6 separate regions of the Mus musculus genome follow, and all the other regions are linked to region 1. Evidence: chromatin loops called from intact Hi-C (ENCODE). Cell type or tissue: heart. All regions are shown on one strand. Region 1 holds the start of Stau2 (staufen double-stranded RNA binding protein 2). Region 2 holds the start of Ube2w (ubiquitin-conjugating enzyme E2W (putative)). Region 3 holds the start of Eloc (elongin C). Region 4 overlaps Stau2 (staufen double-stranded RNA binding protein 2). Region 5 holds the start of Tmem70 (transmembrane protein 70). Region 6 holds the start of Rpl7 (ribosomal protein L7).

Evidence for each region. Peaks named below come from ENCODE experiments on the same cell type or tissue, not always from the same donor. Only the 100,000 strongest peaks of a DNase experiment are listed, where the experiment ranks them.
Region 2: it touches region 1 in a loop (2.2-fold over the local background); 4 of 42 quality-filtered maps call a loop at or near these places.
Region 3: a loop joins it to region 1, with 2.3 times the contacts of the local background. A loop is called at or near these places in 5 of 42 quality-filtered maps.
Region 4: a loop joins it to region 1, with 5 times the contacts of the local background. A loop is called at or near these places in 12 of 42 quality-filtered maps.
Region 5: a loop joins it to region 1, with 2.6 times the contacts of the local background. A loop is called at or near these places in 5 of 42 quality-filtered maps.
Region 6: it touches region 1 in a loop (4-fold over the local background); 7 of 42 quality-filtered maps call a loop at or near these places.

The regions. Positions count from the first base shown.
Region 1 is chr1:16,517,372-16,521,371 of GRCm38, forward strand. Stau2 (staufen double-stranded RNA binding protein 2) reads right to left here and starts at 1,931. Exons shown (of 14, transcript NM_025303.3): 1 at 1,802-1,931. In heart, CTCF peaks have their summits at 1,778 and 2,456 (motif pointing left); DNase peaks (open chromatin) are centred at 1,430, 1,840 and 2,520; H3K4me3 peaks cover 2,165 bases; H3K27ac peaks cover 1,706 bases; H3K27me3 peaks cover 304 bases.
Region 2 is chr1:16,617,385-16,621,384 of GRCm38, forward strand. It overlaps Ube2w (ubiquitin-conjugating enzyme E2W (putative)), which reads right to left and starts at 1,907. Exons shown (of 6, transcript NM_025773.4): 1 at 1,853-1,907. The coding sequence starts at 1,867. In heart, no CTCF peak of the experiment used is centred here; DNase peaks (open chromatin) are centred at 1,267 and 1,937; H3K4me3 peaks cover 2,465 bases; H3K27ac peaks cover 1,635 bases.
Region 3 is chr1:16,654,856-16,658,855 of GRCm38, forward strand. It overlaps Eloc (elongin C), which reads right to left and starts at 2,010. Exons shown (of 4, transcript NM_026456.4): 1 at 1,967-2,010. D030040B21Rik (RIKEN cDNA D030040B21 gene) reads left to right here and starts at 2,697. Exons shown (of 4, transcript NR_037998.1): 1 at 2,697-4,000. In heart, a CTCF peak has its summit at 2,022; a DNase peak (open chromatin) is centred at 2,176; H3K4me3 peaks cover 2,855 bases; H3K27ac peaks cover 2,120 bases.
Region 4 is chr1:16,438,713-16,442,712 of GRCm38, forward strand. Stau2 (staufen double-stranded RNA binding protein 2) reads right to left here. Exons shown (of 14, transcript NM_025303.3): 5 at 1,611-1,746. Among named protein-coding and RNA genes, the nearest start is that of Stau2, 79 kb to the right of the region's middle. In heart, a CTCF peak has its summit at 1,683 (motif pointing right); no DNase peak of the experiment used is centred here.
Region 5 is chr1:16,663,617-16,667,616 of GRCm38, forward strand. Tmem70 (transmembrane protein 70) reads left to right here and starts at 1,575. Exons shown (of 3, transcript NM_027415.2): 1 at 1,575-1,889. The coding sequence starts at 1,692. It also overlaps the pseudogene Gm7654. In heart, a CTCF peak has its summit at 1,505; a DNase peak (open chromatin) is centred at 1,585; H3K4me3 peaks cover 1,708 bases; H3K27ac peaks cover 1,184 bases.
Region 6 is chr1:16,103,711-16,107,710 of GRCm38, forward strand. It overlaps Rpl7 (ribosomal protein L7), which reads right to left and starts at 723. Exons shown (of 7, transcript NM_011291.5): 1 at 655-723. The coding sequence starts at 668. Rdh10 (retinol dehydrogenase 10 (all-trans)) reads left to right here and starts at 2,172. Exons shown (of 6, transcript NM_133832.3): 1 at 2,172-2,596. The coding sequence starts at 2,308. In heart, CTCF peaks have their summits at 546 and 2,076 (motif pointing right); DNase peaks (open chromatin) are centred at 711, 1,061, 1,321 and 2,101; H3K4me3 peaks cover 3,402 bases; H3K27ac peaks cover 2,835 bases.

The sequences.
Region 1 (4,000 bases):
GACCTCCACAGTCGTGTACAGGCTTGGCAACGAATGACTTTACCCAATGGGCCATCAAGACAGCCCTACCTATTTTTGTTATTTTGTAGAAAGTCGGTCTTCCCTAGAGCTTCATTCCAGGTAAGTCAAGTAAGGTAAAAATACAAACTTCAACCTTTTCCATGCTGAAGTATCCAGAAGCAAAGGGCTATAACATATCTGTCTTACCCACAAACAGCACAGGGGGTCTGTGTGTGTGGCTGAGTAAATGATAAATGGGCATCATGATAACAGGTGAATCTGGGTAGAGGAATAGACTGTTCTTTGTATTGTTCTTATTCTGACTTTACTGAAAGCTGAAATTGTATCCAACGGGAAGTTAAAAAATATATGCTACTAGAAATTTACCTACTTGAATACAAAACACTGTTTCTTAAGGAAACACAGTAATTTGTGAATATACTACACATGAGCAACAAATCACAACTAGACATCACTTTGGAGTAGATTTCATAAACTACTGCCATGCCATACCTTGAGACAGGTGCCCAACACTGACAGTGGCCACATAAACCATGCATGCAGTTGGGCATTACAGATATGCACACTTAATACAGGCCTGCAACAGATCCACAATCATATGATATTTAGGTTTTTCAGTAAAATAAGACACAAAGACCTGCTTTGTTAAAAAAAAATAGTCAGGTCTTAGTTTTTTCTTTTTTCTTGACTTGTGCCTTTCCTCTATAGTTCTATTCATGACAGTAAGTTGAATCGACTTAGAAAGGATGGGGAAGAAACATTCTACTGAACATTTGACAGTGTTACTATCTTTTTGCCTGCCCAACACCTTCTCTATTTCAAGTGTTAGCCCTCAGAAAACACAAGAATACATCAGAATCCAAGTTCTATTTGTATTAAGAAAGTTCCCTAACACTGGATAACAGATTTTTGGTTACTGTAATACATTTAAGGATCATCTGTACGATTTCTGTGAGATTTGGTCCCTTTTAAATTGCTTAGTGCATTCATACCTATTGGATGGTCCATCTCCACTCAAGTACTTCTAAGCTTTTTTGTGGCGGGGGGGGGGGGAAATAGGAGATAATAATGAAATCTGCTCATACTGCAAAATGTTGTACCTAAATAATTGCAAGGACTTCCAGACTTGGCCCCCACCCCCACCCCTCAGCGCACGCGCCCAACCAGACTCCCATTCCCACCCCCTACCCAGGTCTCCTAGTTCAATCGCCTTGACTGCCTCTGCGAAACTGGCCCGTCACTCTGCCCGGTCCCCCACCCTACAGAGACCCGGTCCTCACGGTAGATTCTGCGGCCAAGCTTTGTGTTTCACCCAACTCCCCACGCCCGGGCAAGGTCACTACCTCCAACTACTCCTTTAAGCCGAGCCGTCACGGTCCTAGTTCGCAGGAGGCTCGGCGGAACTTGCCTGTCATAGGGCTATATTTTGTCCCCTCTGCCCCACCTCCCTTCCCCATTTCGGCGAGTTACGTCTTCGCCACTTGCCCATTATACAGAAATAGCCACCGCCATCGCCCCGGCCCCGCCGCCCCCACGCCCCTGCAAGGCCCGGGTGACCTCCGCGCCCCCCGCCGTCGCGCCCGGCGCCCCCGCCCCGCCCTGCCCCTGCGGACACCTGTACGGCTCGCCGCGGCACACGCCCCCCCTCCCCTCCCCCAGGGCGGCCGAGGGCGGCGCGGGAGCGAGGCCGCGAGAGACGGCCCTGCTGGCTCCCGGCGCTCTGCCTCGGAACCCGCCGGCGGAAGTCAGGCCTGGCGGCGCCGCTCGCACCAGGATTTACCTGCGGGCCACGGACGCCCGGCAGACGGCTCCACATGGGCGAGCGCTCCAGAGCTCCGCCGACGCCGCCTGCTCCCTCCTCGGCTCCCGCCCCCCGCCTCCGCCTGCCGCCCTGCGCTCCCGCCGCGCCCTCCCGGGCCCGCGCCGCGCGCCCCCGCCTGCGCCGCCGCGCCCGCGCCACGCCGCGCGCCCCCGCGCCAGCTCTCTCTCGCGCTCTCTCTCTCCAGCTCGCTCTGTCTCTCTGTCTCTCTCCCCTTTCTTTCTCTGTCTCTCTCCTCTCTCTGTCTGTCTCTCTCTCTCTGTGTCTCTCCCCCCTCTCTTTCTCTGTCTCTCTCTCTCCTCTCTCTGTGTCTCTCTGTCTGTCTGTCTCTCTCTCTGTGTCTCTGTCTCTCTCTCTGTGTCTCTGTGTCTCTGTGTCTCTGTGTCTCTCTCTGTCTCTCTGTCTCTCTCTCTCTCTCTCTCTCTCTCTCTCTCTCTCTCTCTCTCTCTCTCTCTCTCTCTCTCTCTCTCTCTCTCTCTCTCTCTCTCTCTCTCTCTCTCTCTCTCTCTCTCCACCTCTCCCCGCCTCCCTTCGCGGTCGAGCGGCCATTGTTCGCCGCGCCGTTCCCGCCCCCTGGCGGCTTCTGGGACCCCCGCATCCCGGGGCGCTGCGGGGCTTAGGCCTGGGGTCTCGGGCCGCGCCGGGGCCCGTCCCGGGAGCTGCTGCAGGAGCACGCTGAGGGCGCCCGGCCCGCAACTGCGAAGGTGCTCCAGCACCGGCGGCTCAGCCTCTCCCGCACCCGCTGCCCCTGGGCTCTCTAGCAGCCTGTCCCCGACGCTCTGCTCCTACCTTTCCCGGCTCGCTGACTGCCCGCCTCTGCCTAGCTGGGGACGCGCGACCATCCCGCGTCCGTTCCACTGCGGTGCGACGTAGGATTCGGCGGATCCTGCACCTTTCTAGACTGGAGGAGGAAGAAAGGGGAGGAGGGTAGCAAGCAGCGCAAGCGAGCCCCCATCACCTGCTCCACGGCCCACATCATTCATCAGGAAAAAATGAATAATAAATATATTAAAGTTGTGTGCCCGTACCAAAAAAAAAAAAATCTTTAGAGCCAAAAATGAGGATCGTCTTAAAACACTGTCCTAGATCCTTGGTTTTTGAAGAGTGCTAAAAAACTCAAATTACTTGTTCTTTTGTCCTGGTTTAGATATGGGTTAGGTATGGCCAGATAACGTCAGCCTAGTTAAGACCAATGGATTTTAAATAAGTGGCACCAAAAATCATATGAAAAAGAAGTCTAGAAATAGAACTATTAGTGTATTCTGACTGGCATTATTCTTCCTGGGGTTTCCTTGGTATGGCTTGTCTGCCTGGGATATGTCTGTGAGCCCTGTGATTTCAGTCATATTTTAAAACCAACTCTACAAATGAGGCAGTATTTGTGGATCTATTACCTTATACACTGATTTACAATTTTTAAAGAGACAAAAACGTGATACTGTATGTATAGGCGAGATACCTGTAAAGCTCTCTAGCTAGAGCCTGACATCGTAGTTTCCGGTGATACAGTGTAGGCAAGCACTTCGTTTGTCTCTCATGTTTCCCGTGTGCCTTTCTCACTTTTCACTTCCACTAGTTTTCTCAAATATGTGGATTCCTTCTTAAATGGGGACCACCCCTTAATTAATGGTTTCTAGCTACTTGGGCCTCATTCAGGTGTTCAGTGATACAAACGACTACAGGCCCTTCACATCAGGGAAACAAGCCTTCCATGGCTGTTCTTTCCACAAGTTCGTTCGCTCTGCCTTCAATCTATTCTCTCTTCACTCAATGAACAGATTATGAAAAAATGTAAAAAAAAAAGCTGTCAGAAAATACCTCCTGGGGAAGCTAATTCCTTCCAGCAGACCACACTCTTCTCTTGATGCCCTCTTCTGTGACATTGCAAGTCTATTATATTGTTTGTTTTCTCGCCTGTCTTCTTCTGCCAAACACTGCATTGTTGTGGGGCTGGCTCCATCTCATTCATCTCTGTGGTCCCCGCATTCAACAGCAAGTGGGTGGACACTAAGTGGTTTTGAAATAAATTGATGTCTTTATATACTTGGAAGTGACTCTGAAGTGGTCACAAAGTGTATTTTCTTAGATTCCGATTGTTGAAGTTAACTGAAAACTTTATCTCTGCTGTAACTTTCTCTCCTAACATACTTTAAACCCCAA
Region 2 (4,000 bases), 100 kb after region 1:
ATTAAGAAATAAGAAATAAATCTGTGTCAAAATGCTACTATTTCCAGGAAAAATGATCAGATACTTTAAAAGAGATACATATAAAAGGTCAAGATTTAACTTTAGAACAGAAAGGATCCGTTCCCACTCTAATCCAACAAAAGAAAGACGCTGCTACTCTTCCACAGCACTGCCTGAGGCATAGAAACAGGCATAAAAAGCACTTTCCCCCACTGCTGAAGACAAAGTAAATTCCAAAAATAGCAATCTCTTACAAACAAATCTGCCTTTTCCAAAAACTAAGTATAAAAGCTAACCAGCTCTCATGCCAGATACAATCCCAGTGTGGATTTTAATCTTCATTTTTAGTCTTAAATAATGCCTGTATCTTAAGACAGATCACCGTCAAGTGTTAGTAACAAATAATGTCTTAATACAGATAAAAATCTTAAAGCAATCATATAGCCCATCTGCTGTCAACTGATGTTCCACAGTTCCTTTTTTGGCCTCAAATGATGAAACTTCTCTAACGTCTCTGGGGAGACTAGTAAAGTATAACGTTTCCTGAAATTGTTCTTGTTTCACTGCACCATTTCGTGACACCTCTTCACCTAAGAATGCTACTGCAGGAAAGGCCAAAAGTACAAGCAAATGCAAAAAGAATACCATAAGGAAAGCTGATTGAAGGAAGATACAGGGGAAGGAGGGAAATGCGTAAGAATGCAAACCATTGCTAGCAGAGAAGCGCCAACAACGAGATCTTGCTTATTCTTCTAGAAACAAAAACCAAAAATTCTAAGGAAAATGCGGATGTTACTCGAGGATGATGTTAAAACTCCAAAAAGCGTTCCGCTGACACGCTACAAGAGTTCTACTCTCTCTTCCTATGTGCTTTAACACCGCTAGCCCTATCTGCAAATTAAATGCCGGCTATAGATAATGCAATCTCTAGAAACTACAATTGTGGTTGCCATCTTTGCCTGAAAATTTTTTCTTTTATTGGATTTGCAAGGGGGGGGGGGAATACATTAAGTTGGAAGCTACAAAAAACACCTTCAAGTCTGACAGAGCACAGGTTAACAGGCGTCTCCTACCAAACTAAGGTTTTAAAGGTCTGGGAAAGAAAGGCAAAGGAGCCACGGCCTTACCAATCCCGCAAGGGTGGGGCATCGCAAGAAAAAAAAATTTAAGAGGGCGAGTTTCTATCGAGGCCGAGGAGCAGGCCCACGAGCTCGCACGTTGTGGTAGCACAGGACGCTGGGGACAGGGACGAAGGGCGGCTTCGAAGAAGAGACGTGGGCTGCCAGGGAATGCCCAGAGTGCGGGCTGATAGAAGGAGGCACCCACCGGGCACCGGATGAAGATCAGAGAAGAACGAGCATGAGTCCGGCGATCCGAGGCTGCGCGTGGGAGGCCGGGCAGAGGCCGCGGAGCGCCGTGGGCAGGCGGCCGTCCTCGGCGAGGGGCTCTGCCGGTCTCCGGCCGCCCCGACCGCGGGTGACGGCGGCGGGCACAGCTGTTTCCACCCCGCTGGGGAGCGCGAGGGGAAAAGCATCCCGGCGGTGGCCAGGGAGCCGAGCGGCAGGCATCCTCGCGTAGGGGCGCGGAGCGGAGCCCCCACCGCGAAGCGCACGACGAACTTCGCCCTTTCTTCCCCCTAAGCCGCCTTTATGCCACAACTTCGCGGCCGCTACTGTCCGCGGCCACCGGCCGACACCCCCGCTCGGCTCGCCGCCAGGCGATCCCCCGACGCCCCGAGGTCAGGGAAGGTCGCCCGGAGCCAGGCCCAGAGGTCTCGGACGCCGACCCCGCGCAGACGCTCACCTCGTCTCGATGGCCCCCTCGCCCTCCCCGCTGCAGCAGCTCCGCTCACCTGCATTGACGCCATGATGAAACCATCCCCCCAAGGCCAGCGAGGCCCGAGACGCAGGGGGCGGAGCCGCCGTGCTCGCGTCACGCCGCGGGGGCCCAACATCCCGGGCACGGGGGTGGAGTCGCCGATGGGAAGGGGCCCGCGTGTCCGATTGGCTAGCGCGCGGGTGCCCGGGGCGGGGCGGGGCGGGGCCAGGCCGGGCTCCCTAGGTACCTTGCATCCCAGCCAATTTATACGCGGGCCCACCCTCAGTGCTGGCGGAGGCGCTGCTCCAGGTCGGACTGAAGCGTTATGCCGAGGTCACAATGCTGTCCGGGCATTTGGCAGGGAGGGGATCTCATTTTGTTTTTCCAGCTACAAGTGTAAGATTTACAGCCCACCCCCTTCATATGTCTTTTTTACACCTACCGTGTTTTCGCTCCTGAGGCAGATACAACTTCGCCTGGAGATGCTTTCTGGTATTTGCAGACCTAGGAAGCTTCTACTTTGAGGGGCAGAGAGTCACAGGTTTCCCTATAGGACAGAATGAAAACTGAGAGCAGTGATCTTAAAAGCAAGAACAATTGGATTTGAAACGTGCTGGAAAGGGAAGGAGGGTGAATAATGGAGTTCCCTTTTGTGTGCAATTTTCTAGTTCCCTAACCCTCTAAATTGTAAAGTCCAGGTATACCATAAGAGTCGTTGTTACATCAGTCTTACTTTTGATTAACAATTTGACTCTAGCCGTGAAATCTCAATATAATGAATATAGTTTACGTAATTTAATACTTAATACTTAATACTTAAACCTTCTGCCATGCCTAGATTTCTCTTCACCCTATTCTGTGGTGGGCAGTTGCATGATCAGACGACCTATGAGTGAGCTTGAGTAGAAATCGCTGAGCATACAGAATTTATTCTAGGAATGCACCAGTTCTGCCAGCATTTATCAGAAGTCACATTTTTAAAGCTCCTCCGGAACCAAAGATGTCGTTTACTTAAATACCAAACGAAAAATGGAAGCCAAAAGCTTGCACCTCATGTCCTGTCTCTAAAGGAATCAGAGAGGATGGCATGTTGAGTAGAAGGCTTTTACTTTACCCGGATGAAAGTTTAAATCTTTATTTTTATTGACTTGGCTTCATTTTTAGACATTTCTCTAAAATATAAATATAATGGTGATGTAGGTTATCACTCTCACACTTAAGCTAGAGCACGATGTTCCTCTGAGAACATCCGTAAGGAAATGTGTTCAAGAGAGGAAAAGATGTCTAAATCTGCCAGTTTTTCTGTGGTGTAATATTCAAGACGGTTTCTCTTCACCATGGAGGAACTTTTCCATGGGGTTTGCATGACTTGGAGTACAGGACTCAACCAGAAGCATATCCGCTATCAGTTCAGGTATGTCGTTACCATCACAACATGGAACAAAGTGCCCACATAGCCCAGTGATGAGGTACGCTTACAGGAAAGAGTCTCCACCAGGCCTTCCAGAGATCTTTGTCCCTGTGATCTCAGGCTGTAATGTACCAGCTAATGTTCATGTTGTTTTAAAAGTTGATTCTTCTCAAAGGTGTAAATGACAAAGGAGACTCTACAAACATGGCATTATGACCTCATCAAAGTAAATGGCCTACTAGACAAGGTACTCAGAAGGAAGAAAAGCAATTACACCTTGGTGTTGCTTACAGTAGAACTAATGTCAGGTTTCCACCTCACAGGTGTCCAAGGGATCTTCACGGGAGGCAAAGTCACATCCTAGGAAATTCTAAGCAGCTCATAACTACCTATCGTCTTTATTCTTTAATTAATACATAATAGGGTCTGGGGTGTATAGTTCACTGGGAAAACCTGTGGTTAACATGTAGGAGATCCTGGATTTGATCTCTGAGTACGGAAAGCAAAACAAAAGGCAAAAATATATAACAGACTGTTCGCCGACATACTCAGGAGCAAGGAGTGATGTAGAGGCTATTTTCAGTGAGAATAAGTGTTCCTAAAGCTCTTGACTGCCCGTTATTTGATGGAGATACTCACATTTTTTTCCCAGAACATGGCTTATTAGTGGATATGGCCCCTTAAAGTGGGATACTACGAAAAGGGGAAGTGGAAGTGAATCCCCAACAATAGGGAAGGAATTGACACAACCATGTTAGAAAAAGGCTCAGC
Region 3 (4,000 bases), 140 kb after region 1:
TCCTTTAAACCTCCCTATGATGTTTCTAGCTCAAACATCAAATCCCAAGGGTCTTTCCCTGTCCAAGGTCTTATTGATGTATCCCCTCCCCCCACTTTCTTTTTTATTGAGGGAGAGTCAACAGGGCTTTACTGGACCTCTTGGTTGACCTGGAACTCTTGTCAATCCTTTGCTTGTTTGAGCTTCCTGAATATTCTGAATAAAGGTTTACAGGTTTCTGACATCATGCCTATTTCTACACCAAAAACTGTGTGTGTAAATTTTCAAGTATTGGATGTCTTTGTCTTACTGTACTTAGTAAACTATCAAAGCATTTGGAGTCTATTAACATATCAAAGCATACATGCAAAGACTTTCCTATTACATTCCAATCTGACATACACCCCTGCACAAAACCCCAATCTTTCCCTGAAGCAATAAGACGAAGATCTGCGCAATTTCTTAAGAACTTAGTATACAGAGAAGTAAACTATCACCTTGCTTCTATACCATTGCCTATGTACACTGCAGCATTCCTATCTTATCTAGCAATGAAGCAGATTTTCTCCATTTGAAATAGATACCATCTGGGTGTGGTGATCTACTCCTTCAATCCCAGTGCTTGGAAGCCAGAGGCATACGGGCCATGCAAGTATACATGGTCGAGTTTCAGGCTAGCAAGGGCTACAAGTCTCAAAAAAGAAATGGATTTTTTTAAAAAATAGCATTATGAGGTAATAAACCAACATTTCTTGTGTGTGTGTGTGTGATGCTGGAGAACCAGCCCAGGGTCTCTGGACATTAGGCAAACATGCTACATCAAATTACCGACCCAGTCTGGTAATTAGAGAAATATCATATGAAGGATGAGAAGCCATTTATAAATTAAATAGGGGGATGAAGATATGGAGTAGTGGCACACAAGAGTGCGGACTCAGTGTAGTTGAGGTCCAAGGTTAATCCAAGCAAGTTGAAAAGATAAGAGCCAGCATGGCGGCTACACCTTTAAAACTAACAACTGGGAGATAGGCCTGGTGGGCCACACATTTAGACCAGACGAGTTACTGAGTACAACTTCCATGTCATCCAAGAGTACTCAAAAAATTGATAAATAGAAATATAGAAACCCCAAATTACTATAAATTAACAAACATCCATGATATAAAACCACAACAGTTTACTCATCACTGAAGATTAAATCCACTTGTGAACTTCGACGGCTTAATAACACATAATATAAACGAGATCAAGTATTTACCATCTTAGACCACTTAACAGAAAATAAAATTCAATTTGGGACTAAGAAGCAGATCTGGTAGTATGGACCAAGTTGTAAAACTATTTCAATTGCTTTCTACACTAGAAAGTGCAGAGTAGGCATGCTTGCACTAAATGACAAAACTTTCATGCTCACAAAACTGAAGAGTTCCTTAAGGGAAACTAAATAAATGGGCACTGTACCTGGCACTAGATAACTCCTTTCAGGCAAAAATGAGAGGTAGATAGATGCACAAATGAGCCAATGTACCCAGCCAGGCAGAAATTACCCAAGTTGTCCAGAAGGTAAACTTTCTTTCAGGGTCCTATAGCTTAAAGCGGCGAGGGCTCTCTCCTGGGTCTAGCGACTGATTTTAACAGTAAAACAAATACAAGCGCACATGAGGTAGGCAAAACGGAAAAGCGATCCGGCTGCCATGCTCTTAACTCCACCCTCCCCGCGCTCAGCCTGGAGGAGGCCCAGCCAGCCCGCACCTCCTGTCCTCTCCCCTTTCCAGACCCACCGAGCTGAGCTAGTTAAGGTCCCGCCAAACTCCTCTCCCCTCCCCCAAGCCAGGAGCTGGGGAGGCCGGAGAGACTCAGAGCTTCCGTTCCTTCCCCGCCCAGACGGGAAGGGGTGAGCAGAGGGATAACTAAAGCATCCAGTCCCAGCCGCACTAACTCTCCTAGCGAAATCAGATCCCGATTCCCACCATAGCCCGACACTCACTAGCCAGTCCCGCAGCTACCGCAGCCGTAACCCCACGTACCGCCACAGCCCCTATTCAGGGCCGCCCCCCTCCCACCCCCAGCGGCCTACCCCTGTGGGTTCCGGGGCACAGAAAGGAATTACTTCCGTCGCGTCACAGCCGCTTTCTGTAACGCGCGGGAGACTGGTACCTGGCAAGGCCGAGACGCGATCTGCCGGTAACTTGCGTCTGGAGGAAGTGCGTTGTGGGCAGTAAAACAGGCCCATTTAAGAGACATCGCTACCAAATCCCAACCAATGAGATGCTAGGACTTCTTGGTTCCCAGAATGCAGCGCCATCCGGATCCAATTTCTGCCGAGAAAAGCTGAGCCGGCGAGGCAGCAGTGCATTCTGGGATATGTAGTTTCTTACAAGGTTTCGGCTAGTGTTTGGTCCGAAGTGACACTGCATCTTGGGACTTGTGGTTTTCTGTGTAGCGCTGAAATTTTTGATGTCTTTAAAGCTTGTCTCAACCTCTTTGTTTAAAGTAATACACATCAACGGGCATCTTAACAAGCTCCCAATGTGTTTGCCTCATTTCCTCTCTTCCCGATATAGGTCAGTGTTTACTGAAATATGCCACGCCCACCCGTCCAGTTCTCGCTGCCTATCACCATTACTTAAATCAGGGCCCATTATTTCTGCTCCTCACCTCCCCAGTTCCACGCCCCCCTCAACCAAACCTTTTCATTGGCTTTTCCGTGGTTACCTAGGCACCTTTCCTAGAAAGCTGAAAAGCAGCTCAGTTAAGTTTCCTCTCTGCTGTTTTCATGGAGTGGGCTTGAAAACCTAGATTCAAGATACTCAGTTAATCAGTCGCAGCTGTGTAATAGTATCCCACAAAAGGAAGTATAGTATGTATGTGCTATTTGGAATTTCTGAAACTTCTCAAAGGGTTTTGTTTTTGAATTTTTGAGACAGGGTATTTCAGTGTTACCCTGGAACTACGAGTCCCAGACTAGCTATGTATTTGGGGACAATTCTATCTCCTTCCTTAGCCATCAGGCACAGTAATTTCCCTATGTAATCCTTGGCTGCCCTCCAACTCCAATTTATAATTCTGTTTCAGCCTCAAAGTGTTGAAACGACAGGTGTTGCCTACCATGGGTTGCTCTGAAAGTGTTTGTCTGTTTGTTTGTGTTTGTGTTTTTGCTTTATTTGATTTGGCAGCTATGTATGCTTTTATGGAATTGAAAGCAAAAATATAGCTGCGGCCTTGAATTAATTTTCAAAGGCTTTGGAGAAATAATGAAAGTGTTTTGGTTGTATCCATAATTCAAAGTAGTTTCATAGTAAAAGAGGCATTTGGTAGCAGAAGATAAAACTAAAGAAAAAAATATGAAAAAACTAAGTGAGACCTGAGTCTCCCTTTAGGCAGTAAGGGTGGGCCCGACTTCCATCGTATATCTTGACTAAAGAACCAAGGATAGGTTCATGCGGCTGGCTCAGGATTCCGTTGGTTTGTTTTAAGATTTATTTGTTTGCTTTTTAAATTTTATTTGTTTTTTTTTCTTTTTCTTTTCTTTTTTTTTTGTTTCTGTTTTTTGTTTTGTTTTGTTTTTGTTTTTGTTTTTTTGAGGCAGGGTTTCTCTGTATAGCCCTGGCTATCCTGGAACTCACTCTGTAGACCAGGCTGGCCTTGAACTCAGAAATCCTTCTGCCTCTGCCTCCCAAGTGCTGGGATTAAAGGCGTGCGCCACCACGCCCGGCATAATTTTATTTGTTTTTAAGATTTATGTATTTATTTATTATTTGTGTTTTTATGTATGAGTGCTCTATCTGCATGCCAGAAGAGAGCACCAGATCCCATTATAGATGGTTGTGAGCCACCATGTGGTTGCTAGGAGTTGAACTCAGTACCTATGGAAGAAAAGCCAGTGAGCATTTAACTGCCGAGACATCTCCCCAGTCCCATGGATTCCTTCTAAAAGGACACAGAAAAGGGAACTAGGTCAGACAACTGCGATAGGTTTTTGGTTGGGTCTTTTTTGTTTGTTTGTTTCTCTGCTACTGGT
Region 4 (4,000 bases), 79 kb before region 1:
TTAAAACTCAAGATTTTTTCCTCCAGAGGAAATTATTAAAATTAGTAAATATCTTGGTAACCTCTTTTAATGAAAAATTAGAACAGAATTGTAATATGGTTGAGTAATATATTATTCTTAATTGTAATATTCCTCCTGTAGTGATCTACATCTAGGAAATAACAGAGCTATAAACAATATTTGTAAATAAACATAATAAACCTATTTCTATGATGCTATTTATGTAGGGTATGTGTCTATAATCCCAGGGAAGGAGGTAGACACCAGCTCAGGTGTCAGAACAATGTACACAGGTGAAAATACACCTTGCCAGATGAGGCCATCTATAGCCAGCTCTAAAAGGCTCTAAAAGAACAATTATATGTCACATGGTCTCTACGCTGGGTGAAAAAAGTACCATATCGCACACACAGATTAAACAAGTTAAGAATCAGCCATACTATTCAACAATTAAGAAAGAGAGAACCCAGATATAAGCAGTATTAATAAATCTCAAAACAGAGCAAGAAAACCATCGGTTACAGTAAAAGAAGCCAGAGAGATTATGTGCAGCACATATTTATATGACAGAACTAATCTGTGGCAAGAGATTGAAGATCACTTCTGGCAAAGGGTGTGTTGTGAGCATGGAAATCTAAGGGAACCCTGCCATGATGGCAAATCCATCAAGACACACTTAGGTTAAAAGTCAGTGAAGAGAGAACAGATGCATACATACATGAGGTCATCAAGATATACACTGATGATCTGTGCATTTTATTGTACATATACACATGTATTACAGAACAACTCAATTTCCATTAAATATGTTTATACACAAAGAATAATTTAAAGTAAATCAAAATATTTACAGTAGCGAGCTCTAGGGTAGCAAGATATTTCTATTTCTTTACCATCTAGCATTTTCTACATTCCCTATGATTAGTTTTGTATAAGTTTTACAATAAGGATTGTGGTGGTTTGAATAAAAATGACCCCCATAGGTCTATAGGGAAAAGGCACCATTAAGAGGAGTGGCCTTGTTGGAGTAAGTTGCTGGAGGAACCATATTACTGACTCTTCCTGCTGCCTGTAGATCAAGATGTTTGTAAGCCAGCCCCAATTAATGCTTCTCTTTATAAGAGTAGCTGTGGTCATGGTGACTCTTCACAGCAATAGAACCCCTCACAAGAAAAGAGATCCTGTTTTTATTTTGAAATTTCTACACTCTTGTAAAGTTGCACTTGAACTATCACAACTGTGCCATATGCAACAAAGACTTAGTAAAGCCTCTCCAAAGAAGTTGCTATAAATCACAAAAATGCAAGGCCATTAACGCAGTCATCAAGTCAGGAAAGGCAGACACCAAGTGTACTGTGGTGAGGGAGTGAGAATGCTGCATGGCGGGTCCCGAGGCTTGTGTACATTAGCAAAGAAAGCTTCTGAGGCTACAGAGTTTTGTTTCTGTTCTGCCTTTAACTTCCAACACACTTGGTGAGTCTGGTTTATCTAAACTCCCAAGATGCCCAAGGTCAATTGTGTTCACAATGCAAATATCCTTAGAATGTCAAAAACGTCTGCAATATGCATAAAATAGTAAATAAGAACAAAACCAAAGAAGACATACAAACCTCTGATTGTACATGCCCCGGAAGTTGTAGTTAGCTCTATAATTTGGGAATGGCTTTGGATCTAGTGGCCTGTAGATGGCAGGCTCTCCCCTTTTCATAGCGAGCCCATTCAGTTCCACAGTTGGAGTTATACTACCTGTTTAAAAACATTAGAGATACACAGGTGAAACATTGTCACAACAAACCACACCAGCTAGACTTCAATTAGTAATCTCTGAAGGAGGGGGAGTGGAAGGCCTCTCCACACAGTTCTCTAATTAATATAAACAAAGTTTAAACTAAGTTTTAGCATTTTCTGTACTTAAAAAATTCAACTGTATAGTCATATTATTTAAAACCAAATAGTAACTAGTTTGGATATCAATTTTATAAATACCCCAGAAATGTATGCATATTTAATCATTAAAAATATCACCTGTTAATAATTTTATTTATTTATTCATTGCTAATCAAGGAAGTAAACATTAGCAATTAATACAGGGTTAGCAGTAATGCTTTGACTTATCTGATGATAATCTGTGGGTGAGACTTTCAAAACCTAAAATGCCATCTAATCCCAGGAAATACCAAAAAAACAAACAAAACCCATACAGTCAGTACCTATAAAACCCACCAATGTGCCACCAGATGCCTAAGCATCACAATATAAACCACTCAACAATAAAGCAGACCAGACCCGCTTGCTTTCACTCTCTTCCTTTCCTTGTTTACTTTTTAACATAACAAAACGGTGTGTATTCTGCCCTACCTTTCATTTAAGAAAATAAGATATAAGCATTTATTTGCTTTTTTTAAGCATAAAGCCAAAACTGAGATTTTATTCATAATTACACAAAAATTTCCGGGGGTGGGGGGGAGAGAAACCACTAAAATACAAAGGAAACACAATCTAATTGTGAACTGAGTTTGTGATTTAATGAGAAGGAAATTTTTAACTAATTTTTAAAAATACCAATGAGATTTACTCAAAAAAAAAAAACAGAACAAAACAATCTCAAACTGTTTTCCATATTCATATTACCAGAAGTATGAATTTTAATAGTAACATACTTTAAATTCAAATAAAATTAAACCAAAATAGAGACAAATATTTTTAAAGAAAAAAAAAAAACACAAGTGCACTAAAACTAAACTAAACTGATGGCCTTAACTGTGCAAGTTAATTATTTTAAACGACTTTAAAGACAGCAAAATATTTGTAGCCTAAAGAAAAGGAAATTGAGAAATATTTCTAGCAAACATGCTACTGATGTCAGTACTATTATTACATTATTATACATCCAAAGATAGGTGCAAAACAAATTAAAGTACAAATAACTGTGTTTATGTTAGAATCAGATAATGAAATGTAAAAATCAAATACATGAATTAATCTAAAATATGAATCAAACGTGTAAGTATCTGATGTATCTCTCTCTAAAAACAAAAAGCAGAAGAAAGGTGGTGAGACTGTGGCAGGCTGCTGGCGTAGTGTGCTCAGAGCCTTGGGTTTGATCCCAACGCCATCTGAAGCAGGAATGGTAGTACATGCCTGCAATCCTAGTGCCTGGAAGTATACAAGAAGAGCAGACATTCAAGCTCATCTAAGCAACACACTGACGTAAAAGCCAGCCTGGGCTCTACCACAAAAGTAAATATAAAAAAACTTTAAAGGAATATGGTATTTCCCAGCTCTATCTACTTAAGAGAGGCCAAGCAATGTGTTAGTAACGAAGGCAGCCAGCACATCGAGTGTAGCTTATAAGTGTCACTCCCCATTTAAAGCATGCACACTCCCACAGGAACATCCTTGGAGACATGGCGGATTCCAGGTCTGCACATGATGCTAATGAAGGGAAAGGATCAAACCCTTACCTTGCCTTTCCTGAATAAACCGTATTTGGAATAAGATGGTAAAAAAGAGGAACGTTCATCATATTAGCTGGGATTCCAGCAAAAGGAATGAAGTCCGCCCTCCCTCCCCCTCCCCCCACCAAAAAACAACCAACCACCAGTTTGTTAACTGGTGATAAAATACTAGATATTCTAGACAACAGCAGCACACTGCTACTGTCACCTATCCTAACGTTACTGGAACTTGCTAACTGATTAACTGGACCAATAGCACCAGAGGCCATGGATCAATCTTAAAATCAAGAGACCACCAGAAAATGTCTTCTGATCCAGTGCACCAAGGCGAGCATTGCCCACTGGGGAGCACTGCCAGGGACATCAAGCCTGAAGCCATGCAGCCTTGTTTTCAGTTTTAGGTCCAGAAAAGGCTCTACGACACACAGGTGGGCAGTTGGCGAAGACAGCATGCAGGAAACTACACAGAACTCACGACCCAGTCCAGCAAGCAACCTGCACGCAGAGCAAAGCTGGGAAAGCTCGTCTGTAGAGCAAAAGCA
Region 5 (4,000 bases), 150 kb after region 1:
AGTAAACTGATTTTTCATCAAGATGGTTGGTATTTATTTCAGGCATTATGACCTGAATGTCTGACCTGACCTAGAACACAGAGATTCCAGTTAGAGGTAGTCTCGTGTATTTTTAGATGCATGTCCTATTACACATTTGCACCATGAGTTCCCAAATTTATGCCGTTACAGTGCTCCCTCTACTCCTGTCTAAGTCCTGTGCAATAGGCACTAAGTATCATCTGCCTTTGGGAGAAAGGTATAGTGTTGATTCAAAAAACTCTCACCTCAATGGAGAGAAAAGAGAACTTATTCTAGAACCAAATGAGTGATCATGGCTTGGAAACACAGATTTATGTCACCCCCTGTCCCCATGTTCCATGTTTCAACATGGAAGTAGTTTCATGAAGCTTTTTTATAGTAACAGAACAAAGAAAATCATCAGTCAAGACAGGTTTCTACATTAGTGGGATGGTTAGGTACGTTTTTTAAAAGTGGGGAAACCTGTTTTAGGCTTCAGGTGCTATTTGACAGTACTCGGAAAACTAATACCCTGTGCATTCCAAATGAAAGCTTGAACTCGGTGTGTTCCAGCTGAAGGTCGTGAAGATGTTAGGTACACAGGAGGACAATACATTAAGGCTACTAAGAGATCTGCAAATGGCCCATGATAAATTGGCTCTGGATTTGCAACACTGTAGATTCTTCTATGTCAGTCCGTGCTAGGCAAGATACACTCCCCACCTTGGACATGATGGGGGCTTTGTTTGTTTGTTCCTTTGGTTTTTGTTTTTGTTTTTTTGTTTTTTTTCGAGACAGGGTTTCTCTGTATAGCCCTGGCTGTCCTGGAACTCACTCTGTAGACCAGGCTGGCCTCGAACTCAGAAATCCGCCTGCCTCTGCCTCCCGAGTGCTGGGATTAAAGGCGTACGCCACCACACCCAGCTCGGATACGACGTTTTTAATGGGGAAAAAAAAAAATCTGTCAACAAAATCGAAAATTATGTGAAAAAATTCCATTTTCTCCTATCTCAGTGGTGGAATTAAGTTAAATCATTAAATCTTTTTTTTTTTTTTTTTCCCCCGAGACAGGGTTTTTCTGTGTAGCCCTGGCTGTCCTGGAACTCACTCTGTAGACCAGGCTGGCCTCGAACTCAGAAATGCGCCTGTCTCTGTCTCCCAAGTGCTGGGACTAAATCATTCATTCATTTTGTTAATATCATATCATAGCATACAAAGTATTTAAACATTATAACATTAAGTACCTTAAACTACATTCCTTTTGGGCTGATATGCTACAATTACTTCTGCGAAGCTAAATCATTTTCCCAAACCAGTTTTAGGACCTATAAAGTGACTTTCATGAGAACGAAGTATTTAACTAGGCTTCTGGTCACTGTCTTTTTCACATGCCTACACACTCTGTCCTTGCACACGGTCAAAAGCCGACCAAATACTAGGAATTCGGTTGAAGCCCATCATCTTAAGCAGGGAGTTGGGGTTTTGGGTCATTTGCTGCCTGGAACCCACCAGGTGGAGAAGGTTGCAGGCCGGCCGCATTTTCTGCGCACGCGCGCGCACCAATCCGGCCGCGTGTTCCGTTTAAGGGGCGGAGCCTCATCGCTCTTGTGGGGGCCACTGTCGAGCGGAGTCGCTTTTGGGTGTCCTTGGCCGCAGCTGGAAACTGACGGCCACCTTCTCCAACTCGCAGCATGCTGTTGGGGTTGGGCGGCCGGTGGGCAGCGGGCCTATGGCCGGGCCGGACGAGGACGACGTGGTGTGTGGCCGCCGCGCTCCGAGGTTCCGGGATCGCTTTCTGGCGTGCGGCCTCGCTAGCCGAGCCAGAGCGGCTCCGGAGCGGCGGGCATCTAGCGCTAGCCGAGTCTTGCGGGCCACCCGGGCGAGCGCAGGTCGGCTGTTCGTAGGCTGTGGTGGTGGGGAGCGGGCGCAGCATGGGGTCTGGGAACTCCAGTGCTGAGGGGACACTCCCGGTGCGGGCCTGGGAGGAGCAGGCCTCGACCTCGGGGTCCGCAGCTGCTGTCAATCCAGGGATTGATTCTCCTTTCGAAGGCTATTAAAGCACCACAAATGGTTCTTTTTGTTGTTTTTCAGAGACAGGATGTCCCAGTTTTGTAGACTCACCTGTCCTGAATTCGCTATATAGACCCGGTTGTCCTCGAAATCAGAGACTCGCCTACCTATTGACTTCCCATTCTAGGATTAAAGATTTGCTCTGCTGCGCAGGGACTTATTTCTTACTCTAGAGCTAAAGGTCAGAAGGGCGCTAAGTGCTAAGAAATTGATGCAGCACGTGGAGCTAGCCTCCTAAGTTGTGTTACTTGTCCGTTTTTAGGAATTTCTTTGATTACGGAGTGAAAGGTGGGGTGTGGATGTTATTGAACAAAGTACGTAGTATGTTAAACTATACTATAAAATGTAAGAATTTTGTGGGTTTTCGAGACAGGGTTTCTCATGTGTAGTCTTGGCTAACCTGGGACTTGCTCTGTAGACCAAGCTGGCCTTGAACTCAGATATCCCCTGCCACTGCCTCCAGAGTGCTGGGATTAAAGGTGTAGCTCGGCAAGAATTTTATGTATATTAAGCTACATTGTAATATATAAGAATTTTAAAAACTTTTAAGAAATGCTGAAAGTGGTAATTGAATTATTTGTTGTTAGTTGCTTGTGGGTGGGTTTCCCTGTGTAGCCCTGGCTGATCTGTTGACCAGGCTGGTGCTGGCTTCAAACTCACAGATAAAAGGTGTGTGCTATAGCCAAGGGTCTCGAGATATTGGACTCTTAACTGAATTTCAACACAAATTAGGCATACTTTTTACATTTTTAAATGTGAGCAATGTGAAATTCATTTTTAGATGCTCATTTATACATACTTGGGAAACTCCTGTTTCATATAGCTTTCAAGCAGTTTTTCAAGCAAGCTTTCTTGCTAAGAGATAGAAGGCCCAGGGTATGGTAGTGGCACAGACTTAAAGTCCCAGTGTTAGCTCTGGAGGCTCAGACAGAGGATCAGCATGAGCTTCATGGTCAGTTGGAGGCCAACATGGACCACATTGATGACTGGACTTGATCTTCAAAACAAAATGGGGTACAAGGTATATGCAAGGCTTTCAGGGAGACAGCCTTAAAAATGCTAGTTATTCATGTAACTAGTTCCTAAGTACTAACCACAGGGGTGGTAGGAGAAGCCTAGTCTGTGGAGGCTTTTGTCTTCAGGATGGGAGTTTGATCTCTGGACATGCCTGTGCATACGAACCCACCAAACAAAACAAAGCAAAACAAACCCCTCAATTTACAGTATTTTGCTAAGATTGTTTTTTGTTGTTTTTTGACTGGACTTGAACTCAGAGATTTACGTGCCTCTGCCTCCTGAATGTTGGGCTCAAAGACATGTACAGTCATGCCCTCTGTATTTTCTTAGATTATTACATTAAAGCAAATTTAAACAAATGTTTTTGCCTATGTAGTATCTGTGTACATACATGTGGAGGTCATCATTGACTGTCTTCTATCTCAATCTTATTTAAGATTTTTTTGAGGCCAAGTTGGCCTCAACTCAGATCAGCCTGCCACTGTCTCCCAAGTGCTGAGACAAAGGGCATGCACCACCACTGTGTAGCACGACTTTTACTTTATATGTATGGGTGTTTTGCTTTCATGTATGTGTATACATACGTACGTACATACATACATATGAACGAACCACACCTATCAGTGCTCATGAAGGCCCAGAAAGGGCATGGATGCCAAGGGCTTGGGTTGCAGAAGGTTGTAAGACACGTAGGTGCTGGGACTCTGAACCTTGGTTGTCTGGAAGCGCAATGAGCCTCTCCATCCTGAAGCCTGGTTTTAAGAGATAAGATCTCTGACTCTGGAGCTCTCTGGTTGGCTAGAGTGGCCGGCAGGAAGCCTGGGAATCCTCTAGGTTATTTGAGAGAATTCTTTGCATGGCATTGTAACAAGTTCTCTTTGTTATATTTAAATGAAATAAAAACAACATTGAT
Region 6 (4,000 bases), 410 kb before region 1:
GGTCAAAAAACTTCCTGGTGATGTATCACACACACTAGGTGCTCAGAACTACGTTAAAACTGTCACCCACTCAAACCGGCAGCATCTAGCATCTCCGTCGTTCCCGAAAGCTCTACTGGAGATGCAGCGTTCATGCCCACAACCTTCACGTTATACACACCTTACTTAAAGGTAAACATGTATGACATTAAAGAGATTTATGCCTAACCCCAGCCATCAGTCCTGGCCTGTGAATTGTTACAAGTTGTCAAGTCACACTGAAAAAACTGTACTGCACACTTTTTGGGTTCCAGGACTCACTGATCCTCGATCAAGTCTCAAGCTCCATATGCAGGAGGCTGCCGGTAAGCAGCCGGCTAAGATAACTTTAGCTACAAAGGATCTCGTTCCATGATTCCGCGGAATACATTCTACCGAAGAACGGACCTCCGCCCAAGTAGCCGGATCCGCAGTCTGCCCTCAGTTTGCTCCTGGTACTGCCAAGGCCTCCGCGCGGAGGCCCCCCGCACTCCCTCCTAGTACCACACGGCGTCACAAACACCCAGACAGGCAGGCAGTGGTTCCAGGCTACACTCAGATACAGGAAAAGTGAGACAAAATGCCTCTAGTTTGGGGGATGGAGAAGGATTCTGGGGGAGAGAAGAATCGACTTACGGAACAGCCTCCATGGTTCCAGCCGGAAAAGAAGAGAGAAAGGTGGCGCATGCGCACTGTCTCCTTAAAGGTCTCAGGGCGCGAAGCCCCACGCCTTATAGCTGTCCTGAGATAAGCCGGAAAATAATCTAGAATTGAGATTTTTGCACTTTGCTGGCGCAAAATGAACAGCTTGGCTTAGTCACGGCCAGCCAACTTTATGGTAAAACTCATCGGAAAACAAATGCACTGAATACATTTTTTTTTTTTTTTTTTTTTTTTTTAATGAATAGAGTGGGGACACCTCGTCAGCTCTGGGCTTAATTTCTCCAGGTTGCGTTGACAACCCTAGGGTCAGGCTCTGCGGAATTCGTTGGACCCAAAAGGCATGTTCAGGGATGTGAACTACAAGTCCCAGCATGCGTCGCTGCATAACCCGCGGGGCTGGAGGGCGACGTTGACCGACACTCTGGGCAGCCTTCGCGGCGGTGATTCCCATTAGGCTCACTAGAGTATGAGGCTTCACGTCCTCAGCGGCTAGCTGAGCTATGAAATCACTGTCTGTCACCTCCTCCGGCTCTCTGCGGCCCGTGGCCACGCAGCCCTGCTCCCCCACCTCGGCTGCGCTGCCGAGGTCCTTTTTCCGCCCGACTGCCGGGCTGTCTTCCGCAGCGCCTGATCATCGGCCGCCAGGTCCACAGTCCCTCGGTTGGCGAAAGCAGCGAGACCGGGAAGAGTGATGACCCGAAGGTCCGAGGAGGATGGGGGGGTTCGCTGCTGCGGGACCCGGCAGGCGCAAGCCACGGCGACCCTCAGCAGGGGGCGTGAGCCGCGAAGAGTGGCACGACGAGGGCGGGAGCCTTCGGCCGCGGTCGTGGAAGAGGGGCTGCCCCGCGCGGTGGGGCGGCCGGCGGGAGGGCGAGCGGGGAGGGGAGGCTGGGCCGGGGGCGGGGTGCGACCGGGGGCGGGGAGGGCCGAGCTGAGGGAGGGCCGATGCCACTGCAGCGGCCGGCGCTTCCCGGCGGTGGGTTATATAGCGCGGAGTGTGGAGCTACCTCAGAGCCGGCTGGGAACGCTCAGACGCTGCGGGGCCCCGTGCCCGAGTGACAGCGGCGCGAGTGCAGGGCAGGGGACCCGAGTCGCGCTGGCAGCTCGAGCGGTTGGCAGCCCTCGCGTGCGCCCCGCAAGTCGGCCCTTCCCGGCGCTGCCCGCACCCTCCCGCAACTTGAGTCAAGTTGACAACTCCCGCGTCCCGACGCATCCGCTCGGCGCACCCCTGTCCTAGGAAGACGGGGAGCCGCTGCAGCAGCGCCGGGGACGTTCGGGCGGCGGCGGCTTGGCCATGAGGGCAGCGCGCGTCGCCTAACTCGCGGCTGTCACCGCCGCTGCAGCGGGACTGGACGGACGGACGGACGCTGTGGGACAAACAGGCGGCCGCCAGCAGGAGGCGCCGAGCCGGGAGCAGCGGCAGGCACAGCCCGTGGCCACTGCGCCGAGCCCGGGCGGAACTGGCCCCGCGCAATTCAGCCCCGCAGCACCTCGGGGGCGGACTCCGGGCGCAGCCTTCGCGTCCGGATCGCGGTGACAAGCGCCTCCGGGGCCAGGAGCTGGGCTGTCTGGCGCAGGGAGAGTGAGGACACGGTGCTGGGCTGCTGCGGGACCCGGGGCGTCGCGATGAACATCGTAGTGGAGTTCTTCGTGGTCACTTTCAAAGTGCTGTGGGCGTTCGTGCTGGCCGCGGCGCGCTGGCTGGTGCGGCCCAAGGAGAAGAGCGTGGCCGGCCAGGTGTGCCTCATCACGGGCGCGGGCAGCGGCCTGGGCCGCCTCTTTGCTCTCGAGTTCGCCCGGCGCCGGGCGCTGCTGGTTCTCTGGGACATCAACACGCAGAGCAATGAGGAGACCGCAGGCATGGTTCGCCACATCTACCGGGACCTGGAGGCGGCCGACGCTGCTGCTCTGCAAGGTAATGCCTGTGTATTGTTGAGTCAAACATCTCCCCAGCCCGGAGGGTCTCCACTGCCTAGTGTCATGGGCAGCCTCGCTCTCCCGGAAAGGAACACCCCGCTGGTCTTCTGGAAGGCGAGTGGAATTTGCCCCTTGATAAGAGAGCAAGGTTTTCTGTGTTAGAAGACTGAAAGCGTGCAAAACATAGGAGATCCTGTTTCTTCGGTCCCAAGCTGAGGTTTCCTAAACTCTGCGAGTAGTGTAAGACAGGGGGAACTTGCTACCGCAGGTTTGGGTCCAAAAGTAATTTCTCAGTCTGATTTGCATGTGGCATGATGGGAAGATAGAGAGTCTTGAGAAGTTGTTTCCACAGTGGACTGAAACAGTTATCTGTTTCTGTGAGGTCTGAGCTGCTTAGACTTGGGCGCTATAGATCCTTTCACTATAACTTTAGCTCCTGGAAAATAATTACATTGTTTCCCCAGCCTTAAGTAAGTGCTTTAGTTACTAACCCTGAGTAAATATGAGTGCTTCCCTTCCTCTTGAGAAAGTGCTTTCTCTCGCCCCCCCCCGCCCCCCCCCCGCCTTTTGCAAAATTTCTCTCATGATTTGGAGGCACCCCAATCTACATCTTATGTGTTTAACAATTAGTTTGCGCCTGAAACTTTTTTAAAGCCTAAGTAGAGATCATGACCCACTATAGATACTGTTCTAGGAAAATTGGTGGCTAAATTGACTTGGGCTCCATTCTCCCATATACCTGTCATTTGTTACCAAACTTACCAGAAGCTGTGTGTTTTATGTAAGGTTCAAAATGTTACATTTTCAAAGCTAGTGTGGAGAGGCAACAAATTTGGGCATTTGTGCTCCCTACCCAATCTTAAAAGCAATGCTTTAGAGAAGAGATTTTGATTTCGATGCTGTTTGGACTCTAATGTGGTACACTTGCATATTATTAACCTCTAAACTTTATCTGTGAGATTAATTCTTAGGGGAATCAGTTTAAAATTAAACCAGTGACTTGCATTCTTTCATTAGAAACTGCTCATTCATTGCTTGGCTTTGAATGAGTTTAGATTGTTGCTTACAGTTTGGATTTGTGAGCCTTAAAGTGAATTTCTGTTTTGAGAGCAGAGCTCTCTCTGGCCACCAGCTTCCTCCCCACCCCCATCTGCAATGTGTGTTATTCTCTGGGCTGAGATCAGTTCTTTGCAGGTGTCTAGCTCCAGCAAGTTGATCCCATGTGGTCTACTTGTATTGGACTTGCCACAATTACATGACTTTCCCCTAAGCAAGGTTGTCCAGTAAATTGCTGTAATTCCCAAAGACTTTCAGGGGAGGAAGGCAGCTGTAAGCTGAATTATTGGCAGGCATTACAGTGTTAGAAATTTGAAGCTCACTGTAGTATTTTGCTTTGTATGAT